2 separate regions of the Homo sapiens genome follow, and region 2 is linked to region 1. A link is a contact called in ENCODE Hi-C or POLR2A ChIA-PET data. All regions are on one chromosome and are shown on one strand. Each heading gives the region's core, a stretch centred on a gene start or an enhancer-like site at or near the end of the contact. The rest is flanking DNA. Distances are from core to core; before and after follow the strand shown.

Region 1 (4,487 bases), core at 698-3,197:
TGCACAAGTTAAGGGCCACAAAGATAGTCCTGGCTAGACCATGGGACCAGGTGCCACCCCCTGACAGTGTCCCCTACGTCCCAGGCATTCTGCTGAATGCTGCAAGAAGGTCATGATTTAATCCTCATATTACACCTGTGACATCACAGATACCAGCAATCCTCAGGGTAGCAACAGTTCCTCTTTACTGAGCACTTATTATATGCTAAGAGTTCCACTTACATTAAGCCAATGAACCATCACAACCACCCGGTTCTGGAGCTTAAGAGATAGGGGTTCAGAGAGGCAAAGTCATTTGCCCAGGATCACGAGATGGGAAAGTGCTCAAGGCTGGAGTGAGCCCACGTTTCTGAGCTTACCGGCTCAACTACGTACTTGGTGGCAGTGCCAGCCCTGTGCCCACCCTGCCACAAACATCACCAGGCCCACCTGTGAGTAGCAAGGCTGGAATAACAAGGCCACCATTGCAAGGAAAACACTGAGACTCTTGGCGGGAGCCTGAGAAATGTCCTTCAGTCTCTCCCTGCAGAGAGGCAAAGGCTGAGGCTTAGGGAGGGCGATGACCCCTGAAGGATCACAGCACACAGCAAGCCTTCCAAACCCCAGTCCCCACAGCCCAGCTTCCAAAGACATTTTTTTTCTGACCTGCCAAATGCTCATGATCTGAAGCACAATGGAAAAGGCAGGATGCAAAAGCAGGCATTCAACACAATCCCAATTTTCTTAAACAAACTGGGTGGAAATGCACGAAAGTACTAACATCAGTGTGTTCTCAGCAGAGGGGCTGGAGCTGACTTCATTTTCTTCTTTACATTCTTTAGTATCTTTTTTTTTTTTTCAGCGAGTTTTTTTAAAAAGACCAACAGCTCTGAGTTTTCTAGAATGAATGGGAACAGGAATTTGTAGAACCAAATTCTGGTTAATGGAGAGTTGCCATAGATACGGTGTGGGGATTACACATTCCCCAAGATCCAGAGCATAACACAATAATTCTGGGCCTGCTGTGGCCTAGGCCTCTCTTCCCTTCTTTGTTGAGGATTCAGTAGGCTCCTCAGGCCCCGGGGTCCTCCCTGGGACATTTCCACCTGGCTCGTTGGGGAAGTCAGTGCTCTGGACGGTGTGCACCCCAGCAAAGGGCTGTGGGGGGTTCCTGGAGCTGGGAGTTGACTGGGCCAGGGCTCATTGGGAAGCATGTCCATGTGTGTGCTATGCCCTCCTGCCCAGTCTCCACTCTGGCCCTCACTGGTCCCTGCCCCACTCCGCCCTCCCCTCCCATCTGAGACCTCCCTCAGACTCACACCACCCCACCCTCTCCTGCTCGCAACCCATGGGCTTCCAAAGCCACAAGACCAGATTCCTGCCCTCCCCTGAGCTGGCCCCTGCCACCATCTATCTCCAGCACCCGCAGTGCTCTCCCAGGCCTCAGAGACAGTGGCTCCTTTCCTGCCTCCACACCTTTGCTGTCTGCTGCCTGGAGCACCGATTCCTGTGCCAGGCTGTGGCCATCACATGGGGCCTAACAGTGCCGCCGCCTGTGCGCCTGCCTGTCATCCCCAGCAAACCCTACCACGCTGCCTGCTGGGGTCCCCGCCCTGGGCCTCGCACAGTGCAGTGCTGGGGAATCCATCAGCAGTGCTCTCCGCCTGCCTTGGAGGTGGGGCTGGGTTGAGGCCCCAGCACGCCCCAGTGCTGACGCCCAGAGTTCGGCAGACAGAGCAGAGCCACCTCCTGCCCAGAGAGCACCCTGGGTCTCTGGCCTGAGAAGAGCTTACAGCTCCTTAATAGAAGCAGGCCTCGGACGCGCCTGAGTGACACCACGCCTGGCTGAGAGGTGGTGGCTCGCATCAAAGCCTCATTTTTCTTCTTCCTGTTAGGCGCTGAAACAATTTACATAGAGCGCCCCACATGTGTCTGCGACAAAGATGCATCTTTCTCATAACTGGCAGGCATCCTCCCTCGGCTTCCCAGACACCCCCATCAATGCCTGGCCCCCTTCCTTAGGAGTGGGGGTCTCAGAGACATGAGGCTTGGGGAGGCCAGCCAAAGTAACAACTAGGCCATATGTTTCTTAAAAACAAAACCCAACAGCCCTTAAGGGCTTGGGGGTGGGGAATGCATCCTGCAGGACCAGGACAGCTGCACGGGACACTACAATGTGAGTTCACAAGAAGGCCGCCTGGCTGCTCAGGGGCTGGCCTGGGCACCTCGGAACCAGGCCTGGACCCCAGGTCTTCCCTGTGATGAATCCAAGTTCAAAGGCACCAGCTCCAGCACCTACCGCTCAGGCTGGGAGGCTCCAGGGGCAGCTCCCAAGAAGCCCTGTCTTCTAGAACCAGAGCCTGAAGCCCCACCATTCTCCTGGCTTCATTCCAGGCAAAGGATTACCCATGCTTGGCTTCTAAGAAATGCCACACCCCAAGAGGGTAACAGGGTAAGTCTTACCACCCCTGTGAGCGATCAGCACTGGGGCCCTTCATCCTGTGTGTCCAAGAGTGGGGAACAGAGGCAGGCTGAACCCCAGCCCGAGGCCCCAGGGCAAGTGGTCCCCTCCCCTGACTTAAAAGATGGGCCGTCTTCCCTCTTGTGAAACGGGTGACTTGCAGGGAGATTCCTCACACGTGTACCTGGTGGAAGTGAGTTCAGTGCATTCAAATATTATACAACTATTCTTGCCTGTGTACTAGAATGTGCTATAACACCACCGTGTGACTCACACAGTAAGGCCTACGTCTTGCCGTTTGGGGCTGCACACTCAGCCTCATGTGTCTGGGCCTTGCTTTACACGATTTTCATCTTGTGTGTACAATACAGACCCCCAAGTCGCCTGGAAGACAAGTCCACGCTGGGGATGTTTCTGGATTCTGAGGTGGAGGAGCCCTAGGGCTGGGCCCACATACCTTCCCCTCCACCTCCTGCCTGGACTGTACCTCGGTCTCTTCTGTGTGTCCAGTAGAGGCTTCTTAAATGCAAATGAGACCATGGCAGTTCCACTTCCAAGGCACACATTGAATGGGAACTCCACATACAGGAACCAAACAATGTGTTGGAGAATGTTCACGGCAGGTATATTCACAAGATCCTCCAACTATTTTAGTTTTCAAAAAAATGTTTGAGAGATGAGGTCTTGCTATGTTGCCTGGGCTGGTCTCAAACTCTCCTCCCGTCTCAGCCTCCCAAAGTGCTGGGAATACAGGCGCAAGCCACCGAAGATCCTCCGATTATAAACAATCCAAGTGTTCATCAAAAGTAGGAGGGAGAAATAAGCTGTGGCATATGCACACAATAGAATACTACACAATAATGAAAAACCACTGCCACACACAGCACAGATAGGTCTCATAAATAGTAAAAGAAGAGGAGGCCAGGCGCGGTGGCTCATGCCTATAATCCCAGCACTTTGGGAGGCCGAGGTAAGCAGATAGCTTGAGGCCAGGAGTTCAGGACCAGCCTGGCCAACATGGCAAAACCCTAAAAATACAAAAATTAGTTAGGCGTGGTGGCAGGCACCTGTAATCCCAGCTACTTGGGAGGCCGAGGTAAGCAGATATCTTGAGGCCAGGAGTTCAGGACCAGCCTGGCCAACATGGCAAAACCCTAAAAATACAAAAATTAGTTAGGCGTGGTGGCAGGCACCTGTAATCCCAGCTACTTGTGAGGCCGAGGCACGAGAATTGCTTGAACTCGGGAGACGGAGGTTGTAGTGAGGCGAGATCGCACCACTGCACTCCAGCCTGGGTGACAGAGCAAGATTTTGTCTCAAAAAAAAAAAAAAAAAAGAGGAAAAGAAGTTGGACAGAAAAGGTTTCATGTCTGTGAAACTCAAAGGCAGACAAAAGTACTCTTGGGCAGGAAATGCCTGATGAGGGGGATAAGGGACATCTGGGGGCTGGTGATGTTCTTTTTCTTGATCTGAACTTCAGTTATACCCGAGTGTGTTTGGTTTGCAGAAATTCATCAGCTGTCCACCTATGATTCGTGCTCTTCTCTGTATGCAAGTCAATAAAAAGTTAAAAAGTAAAACTAAATGAGGCTGCAGCCTACTCTACTCAATCCCTCCCAAGGCTCCTCACCTTGCTCAGGGTAAAGTGCTGAACCTTCTTGGTCTTTGTGGTCAGTGTCGGCACCACCACCAAATATTTCCTGTCCTCCTCAGCCAAAGGCAGCAAGCGTGTCACTAGCCCATAAAGATGTCCGGAGGATGGCCATGTGGCCCACTTTGCAGTGAAATTCAAGTGGAAGTGCCACATGCTGCTTTAGGAAGCTCCATGCATCTGTACACCTGTCTCTCTCCCTCTGTGCCACGAAAATAGCCCTAATGGCTGTTGTTCTGTCTGCCCAGGTCCTGAGTGACATCAGTGAGCAGTTTCCCAGCTGTCTGGTCAGAGACCTGGCATGAGTGAGGGTCAAACCCTGTTTGAAGGGGCTGATATTTGGGGATATTTGTTATGCAGCACGCCCAGCCTATCTTGAGGAGTACAACCAGGCAT
Region 2 (4,480 bases), core at 1,384-3,883, 44 kb before region 1:
GGCTTCCTGTCGGCGCCCGGGCAGCGCGTGGGCATGCTGGCTGAGGCGGCGCGCACACTCGAGAAGCTTGGCGATCGCCGGCTGCTGCACGACTGTCAGCAGATGCTCATGCGCCTGGGCGGTGGGACCACTGTCACTTCCAGCTAGACCCCGTGTCCCCGGCCTCAGCACCCCTGTCTCTAGCCACTTTGGTCCCGTGCAGCTTCTGTCCTGCGTCGAAGCTTTGAAGGCCGAAGGCAGTGCAAGAGACTCTGGCCTCCACAGTTCGACCTGCGGCTGCTGTGTGCCTTCGCGGTGGAAGGCCCGAGGGGCGCGATCTTGACCCTAAGACCGGCGGCCATGATGGTGCTGACCTCTGGTGGCCGATCGGGGCACTGCAGGGGCCGAGCCATTTTGGGGGGCCCCCCTCCTTGCTCTGCAGGCACCTTAGTGGCTTTTTTCCTCCTGTGTACAGGGAAGAGAGGGGTACATTTCCCTGTGCTGACGGAAGCCAACTTGGCTTTCCCGGACTGCAAGCAGGGCTCTGCCCCAGAGGCCTCTCTCTCCGTCGTGGGAGAGAGACGTGTACATAGTGTAGGTCAGCGTGCTTAGCCTCCTGACCTGAGGCTCCTGTGCTACTTTGCCTTTTGCAAACTTTATTTTCATAGATTGAGAAGTTTTGTACAGAGAATTAAAAATGAAATTATTTATAATCTGGGTTTTGTGTCTTCAGCTGATGGATGTGCTGACTAGTGAGAGTGCTTGGGCCCTCCCCCAGCACCTAGGGAAAGGCTTCCCCTCCCCCTCCGGCCACAAGGTACACAACTTTTAACTTAGCTCTTCCCGATGTTTGTTTGTTAGTGGGAGGAGTGGGGAGGGCTGGCTGTATGGCCTCCAGCCTACCTGTTCCCCCTGCTCCCAGGGCACATGGTTGGGCTGTGTCAACCCTTAGGGCCTCCATGGGGTCAGTTGTCCCTTCTCACCTCCCAGCTCTGTCCCCATCAGGTCCCTGGGTGGCACGGGAGGATGGACTGACTTCCAGGACCTGTTGTGTGACAGGAGCTACAGCTTGGGTCTCCCTGCAAGAAGTCTGGCACGTCTCACCTCCCCCATCCCGGCCCCTGGTCATCTCACAGCAAAGAAGCCTCCTCCCTCCCGACCTGCCGCCACACTGGAGAGGGGGCACAGGGGCGGGGGAGGTTTCCTGTTCTGTGAAAGGCCGACTCCCTGACTCCATTCATGCCCCCCCCCCCAGCCCCTCCCTTCATTCCCATTCCCCAACCTAAAGCCTGGCCCGGCTCCCAGCTGAATCTGGTCGGAATCCACGGGCTGCAGATTTTCCAAAACAATCGTTGTATCTTTATTGACTTTTTTTTTTTTTTTTTTCTGAATGCAATGACTGTTTTTTACTCTTAAGGAAAATAAACATCTTTTAGAAACAGCTCGATACACACAATCTTCAGTGTGAAGCAATATACTAATAAGAACACTAGTCGTCTTAACATTTACAGTCTTCATATATATTATATATATGTATATGTATACATATATATACACTATATAACGAGGCCAGATATAATACACACGTTTACCATTTTACAGTCATATGTACAGGAAGTTGCTAGGGCGGCCCTGGGCTGGGGGCTGCGTCAGGCCTATCGAAGCGTGGACAGAGCTGAGGACACGGACGGACAGGCGGACGGACTGGCAGGGACTGGCCCGGGCCGGTGGTGGCTGCGTGGACAAGTGGCGTCGCGGTAGCCCCTTACCCGGCAAAGGCCCGGTTGGGGCTCTGTTGCGGGCGCACGACGCACGGCGGCGACACACGGGAGAAGCGAGCATGTTCCCAACATATATACATTCTATGTAACATATATATAGAGGGGTACACAGGTTTTGTACACGAAATCTAGCGCTGTCCCTGCTCCCGTGCAGAGTAGGCGCGGCGGTCCCTGGTGGTGCACAACGGTCGCGCGTCCGCCGGAGCCGGAGGTGCGTTCTGGCCGCTTCTTGGGTTTTGCGCTCCCAGGCTGGGCTCCAGGGGTGGGGTGGAGGACTGGAAAGGGGACAAACAGAGGCCAAAGGGTGTCCCAGTCCCGCCCACACTCGGGGATCCCGCAACCCCTAACTGAGCATAGCCCAGGTCTACCCCGGCTTTGCCCGAACCGCACGAGAGATCTGGCAAAGGCTGGGCGGGAAGGCCCCTGGACGCGTTCCGCACGGTTTGTTCCAAAGGCTCCGGCCTCTCCAGTGCCGGCCTAGCCCGCTCTCAGAAAGGCTTCCTTTCTCCCCCGCCTAGTCCACGGAGCTAGGAGCCGCCCTCCGCCTCTTCCAGTACTGTTTCGACCCCCACCCCCAAGCCCAGGGCTCCCAGCTGCACGCCACGACCGACTGGGGTGGCGGCAGCACCCACGTGGAATGTGTGCCACGTCGTCTTGAGATTCCAGAGGGAAAGTGTCCCCAGGACAAAGCCGTCTCCCACCCTCGCCGGAGGCTGAGCGCCCCGGGGAGTCTGGCCGCTCCGCGGGCTCCCCCTCCGCAAGCCTGGCCCCTGGGGTGGGCAAGAACGCCCTGTGCCGTCCGGTTCCGGGAGCAGGCGGCTCCGGAACGGGTTTTCCTCCCAACCCGGGGCCGCAAGTCTGAGCCCTAGGCGGCCGGATCCACGATCCGGGACCCGGATCAAGGATCGGCTCTGGACCAGCGCTGGGAGCAGCTCAAAGGCCCGGGGGCTGCGCAGGCGGCTCCTCTCCTTCGGCGGCGGGCGGGCAGGCGGGCTCCGGCGGCTCCTCCGGCCGTTGGGGTGGATTACTACGGCAGCCTCTGCAAAAGACGCCCGCCCGCCAGTTACCGACGACCTCGGACTTCACAGTCCATAGGCCCCGCCCCCAGTGTGGGCCCCCCGCCTAAGCCCCAGACCCAGGCGACCCCAGAGCGCGGCTGGGGTCTCCGCCCGAGGCCGTCGGCACCACCCCTTCTGGCCCCACCCCGTCCAGCTTCACCTTCACCTTCGCCTTCAGCTCCGTGCCACCGTCCCGCGCCCCCGCCTGCCCCACTCTGTCACCTATCTTGGGGAGCTGCAGGGAGGCCGTCCCAGGGACGCCCTCCAGCCCCTGGCTGCCCATGCCCCGACGCCTGCGGGTTTTCGGCGGCGGCGGCGCGCAAGTGGACAGGGACCTGAGCTGGACGGCGGCGGGGGCTCCTGGGGGTGGGCGGGGAGAGCTCCCTCCCCTAGGGCTGGGCCCTGCGGGGCTGCGCAGCCAAGGGGGCCCAGGGGACTGTGAAGGAGGTGCGAGGTGGGGCTCCTCTCCCGCTTGACACCCCTCGCCCTACAAAACACTGTGGTCCCCTACCTTATGTTTGGGACATTTCAAAGAAAAGTTCTCTTCGATGAATATGCAACCTGTGACCAAAGAGAAGTTTCGGTGGTTAGGACAGGGTGGGGGCCCCACAGCTGTGGGGTTTTGTCTGCAGCCAGGAGGGGAGCCGCACTGCCCGCGAGGCTCCAGACTGCAGGGGCTCTTTTCAAAGAGTTAATCAGATTCTGCACAAAACCCTCCACACTCCACTCCACTCCACGGCGCGGGTGCGGCCCCTGGCCTGGCAGTCTTGACTCACCTCACCTCCTCCGCGGAGAGCTTTTCCCCCTGAGTTCCACGTGCCGCCCCTCCTCACTTGAGGCAGTCCCTCAGTCCCTCCCTCCCTCCCGCCTTACTCTGCCAGCCACACTTGTCACTGCCTCCTAAGAGACTGGCCTGTGTGATCTTGTCTTGCTCCTTGTTTCTTCCCCACTGGCAGGCAAGCTCCCAGAGGGCACCAGCTCTGTCTTCTTCCCTGGATGTATGCCCAGCCCCTGGAAGAGCTCACTAACTTCCAGTGAGCATGTCATGAACCCCTGTGGACGGACTGGTAGTGGTGTTGCAAGCCTGGATTTGAGCATCTGCTACTTCTCTGAGCCTCAGTCTCCACATCTGTAAAATGGGCATTATGCCACCTACTGTATGCCTATCATGGAGATTGAGGATGGGAGTGTATAGAAACCATCTTGGCAGCAGCAGTGGCTCATGTCTGTAATCCCAGCACTTTGGGAGGATGAGGTGAATGAATCGCTTGAGCCCAGGAGTTCAAGACCAGCCTGGGCAACATGGCAAAACCTCATCTCTATCAAAAATACAAAAATTAGCCAGCATGGTGGCGCATGCCTGTAGTCCCAGCTACTCGAGAGGCTGGGGCGGGAGGATCACTTGAGCCTGGGAGGCGGAGGTTGCAGTGAGCTGTGATTGTACCACTGCACCCCTGCCTGGGCAACACAGCCAGGCCCTGTCTGAGATGAAATAAAATAAAATAAAATAAAATAAAATAAAATAAAATAAAATAATAAAATAAAATAAAATAAAATAAAATAATAAAATAAAATATAAAATAAAATAAAATTTAAAAATAAACCACCCTGCACATGTGTGGCATGCAGTGGGCGCAGGAGGCAGGGGCAGAGAGGACAACC

What was found. Hi-C counts contacts between places; a loop is a spot of excess contacts on that map. ChIA-PET counts read pairs that join two places held with the same protein, here RNA polymerase II (POLR2A). Pooled maps may share reads with other maps.
Region 2: a loop to region 1 is called in a pooled map, with 2.9 times the contacts of the local background. The contact joins the enhancer-like site here to the promoter of RAI1-AS1 in region 1. A Hi-C loop is called at or near these places in 13 of 168 maps with a recorded cell type or tissue (CD4-positive, alpha-beta T cell, CD4-positive, alpha-beta memory T cell, CD8-positive, alpha-beta T cell and 6 more), 5 of 37 single-sample maps with no recorded cell type and 15 of 50 pooled maps. POLR2A ChIA-PET finds 5 or more read pairs at or near these places in 6 of 52 experiments (AG04450, H1, K562 and 3 more).

The regions. Positions count from the first base shown.
Region 1 is chr17:17,763,762-17,768,248 of GRCh38, reverse strand. It overlaps RAI1-AS1 (RAI1 antisense RNA 1), which reads left to right and starts at 1,947. Exons shown (of 2, transcript NR_130894.1): 1 at 1,947-2,431. The region is part of intron 2 of RAI1 (retinoic acid induced 1); the gene reads right to left. RefSeq lists enhancers at 1,924-1,983, 4,360-4,487.
Region 2 is chr17:17,808,289-17,812,768 of GRCh38, reverse strand. It overlaps RAI1 (retinoic acid induced 1), which reads right to left. Exons shown (of 6, transcript NM_030665.4): 5 at 3,330-3,379; 6 at 1,316-2,799. The coding sequence ends at 2,788. It overlaps SREBF1 (sterol regulatory element binding transcription factor 1), which reads left to right. Exons shown (of 19, transcript NM_004176.5): 19 at 1-1,435. The coding sequence ends at 147. Among named protein-coding and RNA genes, the nearest start is that of MIR6777, 3.0 kb to the left of the region's middle. RefSeq lists an enhancer at 1-12 and a silencer at 3,678-3,727. Within about 2 kb of position 2,633, at least 15 of the 41 ENCODE cell types and tissues checked have a DNase peak (open chromatin) inside an H3K27ac peak, as active enhancers do; they include ovary, where a contact is called at or near this core.